Linked DNA regions of Mus musculus: region 1 is linked to region 2. A link is a loop called in an ENCODE intact Hi-C map of the cell type or tissue named here. Cell type or tissue: heart. All regions are shown on one strand. Links, peaks and the distances in the headings refer to the core of each region. The heading gives the core; the rest is flanking DNA. Region 1 overlaps Sgms1 (sphingomyelin synthase 1). Region 2 overlaps Sgms1 (sphingomyelin synthase 1).

Region 1 (4,394 bases), core at 326-4,325, 93 kb after region 2:
TCAATGGGAATAAAATAAGATGGATAAGGCCTGTGCCGGGAAGAAGGCTGTCACTGTACATCCAGAGCCTTATGAATCTTCAGACTATTTGATCTACTTCTATTATAAAAATTCAAAATTCCATAATTTTAGTCTAAGAATTTAGGAGGAACCATATAGAACACTGTGCACATATTAAACATTAATATTTTCACACAAAAATAATTAAGATATAATACTAAAGAATGTTCATTAAAGTATCAAATATACAGATATGGCCATGTAGGAAAAAGAAACAAGGCTGACAAAATGATGTCACATAAGCCAGTCTCATTCACTTCGGTAGCCTCAGCAACTCTGAGATCTCCAGCTCACTGTGGCACAGGGACAGTGCTGAAAACATCCACGGTTCTCTCCACTGAAAACAACCAGTGTCAATGTCAGTGGGAGGAAGTGGCTGGTCCTTTGAACTGTGCCTTGGCTATTCTTAGGCAGTGGGCAAATGTTTGCTAAGGGTCTCACACTAGGTTAAGGACACTTGCTGGGCCCTGGCAAGATGTCATTTACATCCCTTTGCTGTTGTGACTTTAGACAGTGACCTGAAAACTTCGCACCTATAAAATCTGGTCTCTCAAGCTTTGTACAGAGGCTTAAACCATCTAGAAGCCTGGGCTCTGTGGATAGTGATGTGTCAGTGCAAAGGTCTGTCACCCTCCCAAGGGACCTCGATTCCCACATCTGCAGAAGGAACCTGTTAGACAAATTTTCGTTTCAAAGGTTCAGCCTGGCAATAAAATGAGAGTCTATAATCTAAGAATTGCCATCAGTCAGAAACCAGAAAGGATGTTGCTCACATTTCATCTATTACATAAACCTTACTGTAACAGCTCTTAATACCTTGTTTTGGATTACCTTCTAAGTGGTGTGTTCGGCCTTGTTCTACTGGGATCATGGGGTAAGGGTGGTTAGAACATTTTATCTTCTTAGTTGTTTGTCTGGTTTTGATGAATGATCTCTTGTATCACAAAGCTGGCCCCATCCTTACTTCAACTTCTCATCCTCCAGCCTCCTCGTCCCAGTTGCTGACAGGAAGGCACTCATGCCCACACTTGGTTTCATGGGCTGCTGAGGATCTAACCCAGGGTCACATCCATGCCAAGCAAGGATTCTATGAGCTAAGCAACATCACTATCTAGCTGCTGTTGCTTTCTTTTAAGTCCTTCCATGTGATGGGTCTCATCAGATAAAGGGGGGGGGGGCGATTTCCTTGTTCCTGCTGAACTCAACACAGCTTCCTTCTCAGCCCTAGCTAAAAGCCTGTACTCAGTCGCCTTACATATCAGGTCACTGGGGACTTAACTGAGCTTTGGGACATGAAGAAGAGCCTGCAGCACAGGAAGAGCCTGCAGTTTCACAGTGAGCTCGGGATGGGCAAGCCTACAGCTCAGAGCCCAGCTTTGCTTGAGCTGCATCACCAATGCTATCACCAATGTCAACAAAGGATGCTTTGTCTTCACCCATCCCAACATCACACATTAAATGAATTTTTCACAGTTGCTAAACACCGGCCACATAGATCATCCTTCTTGCATTACAAGGAGTTTTGTTGTTTCATTGGTTCTAGTCCATTCCCAATCAAAAGCCCAAACAATTTGTTTTAATTCCTTCTTTTATTTGGAAAATTATTTCATTTCTCCCCTCCCTGCCTCTGTCCAATACCCCCATATGCCCCTCCTCCTTGCATTCAAATTCATAGCCTCTTTTTCCTTTAACTATTATTATATACATATATGTATATAAACATATATTCCTAGATATACAAGTACAGCCTGCTCAGTCTGTACAATGTTACTTGTTTGTATGTTTTCAGGATTGACGATTTGGTATTGGATAACCAATTGGTGTGCTCTTCCCTAGGGAACAATATCTTCCCCGCTCCCTGTTGAAAATATCTGCTTTCAACATCTTTATAGTTATCTGATCTCCGAGCTTGTGATTCAAAAATGGAATCTAAGATAGTCAGTCTTATTTCAGAGTTATACCTCCAGACTTTAAAGAGTCATTTTTATGTCACAGCCCCAACAAAATCACAGCAGCCAAAGAGAGGTGAACCTACAGGTGTCAACTCCCAGACTAAACCCGTGTCTCTCCCTGGCCCGTCGGCCCAGTCCAAAGAGTAGGCAAAGAACCATACTGACTTGAGGCTACATCTGCTCGCCCAGAAGCCCTCCCTCCAGCTTGTAAGGGCAGAGAGCCAAGGCCAGACGTGGGAGCAGGGGCCCTTCCTGTCCCAGCTGGGATACAGGCTGCCCCGCCCTGTTCTTTCTAAGAGGAAGTGGGCTGGAAATCCTGTACACTCATTGTTTTATTAATAAAACTTTAGAAGGAGGAAATCTTTAGACAGGGATACATATTCACTTGGAAAACTAGGAGGCTAAGTCCCTAACATTCTTATGTTTCTTGCTGACTTGATTATCTGAGACTTTAGAAACAAAAACAGAATCCTAGTCCATCTTAGCATGACAAGTTGCTGATGACATATTAGACAGACAGCCGTCATTATTATGCATAGCCCCACCCACATCACAGTATATTCTGAGATAGGGAGCGAGCCTTACATGGGTTCAGAAACTCTTGTACTTTCCAGGATGCCGCACTCACAGAAGTCCAGCTAGAATCATTCTATAAACAGATGACCCTAGACTTACAGGTGAGAGGCAGACTTGTAGAAAGCATAAATTCAAAATCAGTCTCTCTCCCTCTTTCCCTCTCCCCACTCTGCCCCCACTTCTCTCAACTCACTATGTAGACCAGCCAGGCCTTCAACTTACAGACATTGCCCTGCCTTTGCCTCTGTCTCTCAAGTGCTAGGAATAAAGGTATTCACTAGCAGCCCCTGGCTCAAAAGACAATTAATGAAACAATTCACTAAGCCAGCGTTACGGCTTCATGAATCAGCTCTTAGACTAGAAAAGCTGTTTCTCACGCCTGAATCCACCTCTTCTAGGATAAGGTAGTTAGGCAAGCCTAAGCATACTGGGTGTTCCGGCAACACACCCACAAGTGGACGAAAGGCCTCTCAGTCTCAAATTTCCTGGGCAAACACTTAATGCTGCTGTGTTGGTGTGGTTTCTACACTGTCTTGGACTATATTAATATTCCTTCTTCCTTTCCACAGATGAGCTGGCCCAAGTCCTCCGGCTCTTACTCATTCCTAATCACTCACTCATTTCCTCTGTTCAGACTGGGATGGGAGGGGCAAATAGCTCTCTGGAACCACTAATGTTTGGACTTAAGATGACTGGCTATTTCATTATTTTGAATTAAAAGGACTAGACTCATCACATTCTTTTGGGGGAAAAGTTGCCAAGTTACCCATACATTTGAATATAGTTTTGCTTACTATTTCAAACTGCTTTAATAACAGAAAGTATGCTCATGGATAGCTCTATAATTAATAAAGACCAAGAAGGGAAACCCCAACATGGAACTCCACTGAAGATAATCCAGTGAGTACTATGACAGATGTCTTTAAGCCCCGTGTCCCCATCACTACTTGACTGCAATGTTCTCATATGCTCATTGAAGTCTGTTTATCAAACATTTTGTGCCATGCTTGTTCAGCATCGTTGACACAAATATACAACAGTCTATTATATAAACAAATTGGAGCATATACTAGAAGCTGTCTGGGTCACATCCCATGTTCACTGTTCATCTTCAGAGCTAATCCTTTCCATAGAAATAACCCTTAGAAATAGGCTCACTGGAGACAAAGGATCCACAAATTGTTTCTCATTTGGACACAAGAGGCCTTTTAGGGGAAAGAAAAAAAAAACAAAAACAAACAAACAAAAAACTTTCTGAGTCTTTCAGCACTTACATTTTGCTCAACCAACTTTGGCTGAATTTTCCAAGTCATCCTGATGCTTTTACTGAGAGCTAAATTTGTAGTTGGTTTCCAAATTCTTGAAATCTGTTAAGCAGTTGGTCATCTCTAGTTAACAAGCTATATTGCTTAGTGTAGCAACTCTATTCTTTGACATAGCATGACATCTTGTCCATTGTGTTGTGGTTGTTGTTTGAGGCAGGATCTCATGGAACCCAGGCAAGCCTGTTTGCTATGTAGACAAGAATGAGCCTGAGCCCCAGTCCTCCTGTCTCTGCCTCCCCAAGTGCTGGCATTACAGGCCATGCAGTATCATGCCCAAAACACATTCTTCTGGGACTGTATTTCAATTCACATTTGTAACGGAATGACTAGTATTAGTCACCCAGTGTCCCGGGATCCTCTGCTTGCCTTAGTTAATTTTCAGATCAAACCCTTTCTATAGCTTTCTGATGATGGGCAAATGACCTTTTCTCTGAAAGCCAAGCTTCAGAGTTAAGAAGCTGTTTCCGTTTCCAAACTCTCC
Region 2 (4,394 bases), core at 189-4,188:
CAAGGACACACTTAGCAACTTTTAGATCGTTTACTTGTGTCTGGAGCCTTTCGATTTTATCACACAACTCCTTCCTTTCATTCATCATTTTTTCCACAGATACTAAGAGCAGCCAGCCAGTAAAATCATTTTTCGATTTTTTCCCCATCTTGTAGAAAGCTTTGTGCACTGAATCACCTAATTCATTAAGAAAATCAAGGGCATTAGCTTCTTTAAGTTCGGAATATAGTTTCAACCATGGGTCTTCAAAATTCTCTGAGCTCCCAGGAGGGAGAGAATCTGGAGAGGTTTCAATATTTGAAAGTGCTGGTGGATCAACAAGCCAATTCCAGTATTTTAAAAGATTCATCCTGTACTTCTGTTACTCTAGAACCACTCCTGGTACCAACTTCTGTATTAGTCAGGGTTCTCTAGAGTCACAGAACTTATGGATAATTTCTAAATAGTAAAGGAATTTATTGATGACTTACAGTCGGCAGCCCAATTCCCAACAATGGTTCAGTCGCAGCTGTGAATGGAAGTCCAAGGATCTAGCAGTTACTCAGTCTCACGCAGCAAGCAGGCGAAGGAGCAAGAGCAAGAGCTAGACTCCCTTCTTCCAATGTCCTTATATTGTCTCCAGCAAAAGGTGTAGCCCAGATTAAAGGTGTGTTCCACCACACCTTTAATCCCAGATGAAAGGCATAGCCCAGATTAAAGGTGTGTTCCTTAACTCGGAGATTCAATCTTCTGGAATCCATAGCCACTATGGCTCAAGATCTTCAAACCAAGATCCAGATAAGGATCTCCAAGCCTCCAGATAAGGGTCACTGGTGAGCCTTCCAATTCCGGATTGTAGTTCATTCCAAATATTGTCAAGTTGACAACCAGGAATAGCCACTACAATGTCCCTGGCTTAATTCACACTCTCAACCATGGGTCAGTTTTAAAATGACCCTGTTATTGCCTATGCCACCAGAATGCCGAGTGCCTGCCTATCTGGTACACACTAACTCCACTTCCGATAGCATCTCTGTCGGTTTGTATATTTCCTTAAAAAAAAAAATCAAAAGATATTTTCCAGCCCACCACCTTCCCAAGCCTCGGCAAGGCAAGAAATTTCCTTGTAACCTGGAGGCTGAGAGATCTAGCTCCATGAGAGGCCCTAGATCCAACAGCCACCACCAAGAAATAAAATAAAAATCAATGTGTACAATACAAATAAATTTGCTGCCCAGAGTTTTTAAAGACGCTTACCAACTTTGTTTTTACATAAATTTAAAACCGACATGACCAAGAATTTGAGATTTAGCTTAACTGGCGGGATGCATCACAGTGGAGACCTTGGGATGTATCCCCAGGAACACACAAAGTGACTCAAAGAGGCTACAAGTAGAATGAAAATTTGCCCCATTCATGAAAACCGCTCAGATTTCTGTTGGGGACAACTCAAGTAATAACACACAGCAAAAGAAAGGAAAAAAAAAAAAAAAGACAAAAGCAACCCTCATGCATTCTTGATTATTTTCACTAGGGCAATCACCTTGTAGCACTAAGAGAAGCAGCAGCCTGCAGAATAAACACTGTCTAGAAAACACTGGCAGCACGTGCTTCCTCCTGGCACCCTGTACGGAGCTCAGTCACCAGCTTCTCCGAGATGTTTTGGCTGGAAGACCTTATGGAGAGGTGAGTTTGGAGAAGGCATGTACTCCTAAAAATCTCAGTACCCAAGCCGTAAATACAGTTTCACCTTTCAAAAACCAACTCTAGGGAAGTCCGACAACCTCAAACTGAAACCACTTGTATGCGGGTTGTAGATTATACACTTGGAACTTCAGGGCTAGTAGCATCACACCGAATTTGGCGCATTTGTTGATTTGCCTGCCTTGCCTGCCCTACCGATTCAGAACCACACAGTCCCAGCAACCGCATTGCCACTAGGCAGTATCTAGTTTAGCACTGAAGCCCATCTAGTGAGTCATTCCCTTGACATCGCTTGGCGGAGGAAATCCCACTGGTGATCACAGAGCGCTCTGTGGAAGCCAAGCACGGCTTGCTCCTTGCCTACTTTTCCTGGAGTCCCACCATCTGGCGCTGCTACAACGCATCACCCTGGAGAAAATCTTAACGAACTGCCTTCCCACAAAGAGCCACACGTACCTCTCCTCCCAAAGGCAGCCTCCTGGAAAGTTCCTGACAAGTTTACGCGGGTCTCTGCGTGCAGCTGGCCAGCGGTTGGGAGTGGCCAGCGGTCCCCACAGGCCGCCTCTGGGAAGCACAGCCAGACGCAGAGGACACGGAGCTCAAGGGACTACAGGAGCACGGCCCGCGCGCCTCAGGCTGCACAGGGTTTTTGGAATGTAGGGCGTGGCCCTCTGCTACAGCTAATGAAGTGAGTCAGGCCCCGCGCAAGCCTAACCAATAAGCGCCTTCACTGTTGGTTAAGGCGGAACCTTCCATTCTTGATTTAGGACGAGTTTAGCAGCCTTCCACAGCCCCCACCCCAGTCTAAGCTTTTAAGAACTCGAGCAGTTCTAAAGTTTGAGAAACTTTCCTGAAGCCAGGATTAGTGGGTTTCTGCTGGTACAAATTCCCGAGGTGAGGCTGTACTGGATGCAAAGCGCTCTGAGACCTCCTTCAAAGCAGCCTTGAGAGCTGACCAGCAACTTAATGAACTGCAATGAGCCCTGGAACAGAGGTGGCCAGATTATAGGTGACCCTCCATGCAAGGCACTTGGTACTGTGCTCCTCAGAGCAGATACTCAGACAAGCTGAGTCTTGAATCTGGAAGTCCTCAGTTGTAGACAGCCATAGACTGGGCAGAGCTTGGTGACAGAGACCTGTAATCCCAGTTAGTCCAGAGGTAGGAGCAGGAGGCCTGCCTGGGCAATCTAGGAAGACTCTGACTCAAATGTTTAAAGAGGTTTTTGTTTGGTTAGTTTTTGTTTTGTTTTTTAAGGGGAAGGCAGGGCTAAATGTGGCTATGTGAGGAATCCTGGCTTAACATACATACACCAGGGGTCCCACCCCCTGAACTGAAAAGGAAGGAAATCTTAAGTGAATAAACTGGCTTTTAATTAAACATTTTTTATACTAAAAGTACATGGACTTTTAGAGCTGAAACAGTTGTTGGTGTTGTATGTTCTGAGCCTCTTAAATCAGGAGAAACTTAGGCGTATAGTTTAAGTTTCTTGCACTTGATATTATATAATTAAAACAAAAGGACTACTAGGAAAAAAAAGAATCTTAAAGGAGTGATTTTATTTAGGACAAAATTAAATACACTTAAACATGAATAAATTAAACATTCTAGATATTGTGGCTTAAACATCATACTTTAATAAAAACGTTTAAAAGAAACTTTAAACAGTTGAAATTTGACAAATTGTAGGAGACTGCAGAACTCTCAATTCCCTGGGTCCTGATCTATTAAATGCAAATTAATCACTAATACCGGCGGAGTTTCTGACGGGAAGAAAGGTGTTTTATTGGTTATTACTGTGTGTGATTGAGCACAGGTGTGTAGGTCAGAGACTAGCTTCCTGCAGTCCGTTCTCTCTTCCCACTGCAGTCTGTTCTCTCTTCTCACCTTTATGTGGCTCCAAGGATTGGACCTGGGTCATCAGGCTTGCATGGAGAAGGCATGGTTCCGCTCAAGAGATTTGTTTTCAAGGTGCAGATTGTTACTTCTTAGGGTTAGAGAATATCTCTTGGGTTTAACACACACTCTCTCTCCCCTCTGTCTCTCTGTCTCTCTGTCTGTCTGTCTCTCTGTCTCTCTGTCTCTGTCTGTCTGTCTCTCTCTCTCTGTGGGTATGGTATGGTATGGTATGGTATGGTATGGTATGGTATGGTATGGTATTATGGTATTATGGTATGGTATGGTATGGTATGGTATTATGGTATGGTATGGTACGGTATGGTATGGTACGGTACGGTACGGTACGGTATGGTACGGTACGGTATGTACATAGACACAAGCCCATGCATGGCTATGGGTATGTTTATGCATGGAGGCCAGAGGGAAATCTTGGGTTTCTTTCTCAGGAACATCCCTTTTGAGTTGGTCTGCTTTTTGAGACAAGGTCTTTCATTGGCCTGAATTCCCCAGTGTCTTTAGTTCCCCAGGGCTGTGATTTAAGTGTGCACCACCTTGCCCAGCTCCCCTGAACATTTGTTCCTTTGTTTGTTTGGGGGCAGAAGTACCAACATGTATGTATGAAGTCAGAGACAACATACAGGAGTCAGTTCTCTTTTTTCACCATACGGTTTCCTAGGGATCAAACTCAGGTTTATCAGGTTTGGCCTCCAAGAGCCCTTACTTAAGCACTCATGACAACCTAGGCTCTAGCGTTTGGCCTTTTTTAGGTGTGTTCTAGGATTTTAACTCAAGACCTACTGGACAGACAGCAAAC

The links. Hi-C counts contacts between places; a loop is a spot of excess contacts. Peaks named below come from ENCODE experiments on the same cell type or tissue, not always from the same donor. Only the 100,000 strongest peaks of a DNase experiment are listed, where the experiment ranks them.
Region 1: a loop joins it to region 2, with 2.2 times the contacts of the local background. A loop is called at or near these places in 4 of 42 quality-filtered maps.

The regions. Positions count from the first base shown.
Region 1 is chr19:32,301,957-32,306,350 of GRCm38, forward strand. All of the region lies in intron 2 of Sgms1 (sphingomyelin synthase 1), which reads right to left. Among named protein-coding and RNA genes, the nearest start is that of Sgms1, 84 kb to the right of the region's middle. In heart, for the core only: no CTCF peak of the experiment used is centred there; DNase peaks (open chromatin) are centred at 1,255, 2,245, 2,685 and 3,145; H3K27ac peaks cover 1,028 bases.
Region 2 is chr19:32,208,689-32,213,082 of GRCm38, forward strand. The region is part of intron 5 of Sgms1 (sphingomyelin synthase 1); the gene reads right to left. Among named protein-coding and RNA genes, the nearest start is that of Asah2, 110 kb to the left of the region's middle. In heart, for the core only: a CTCF peak has its summit at 2,229; a DNase peak (open chromatin) is centred at 2,313; H3K4me3 peaks cover 2,102 bases; H3K27ac peaks cover 1,541 bases.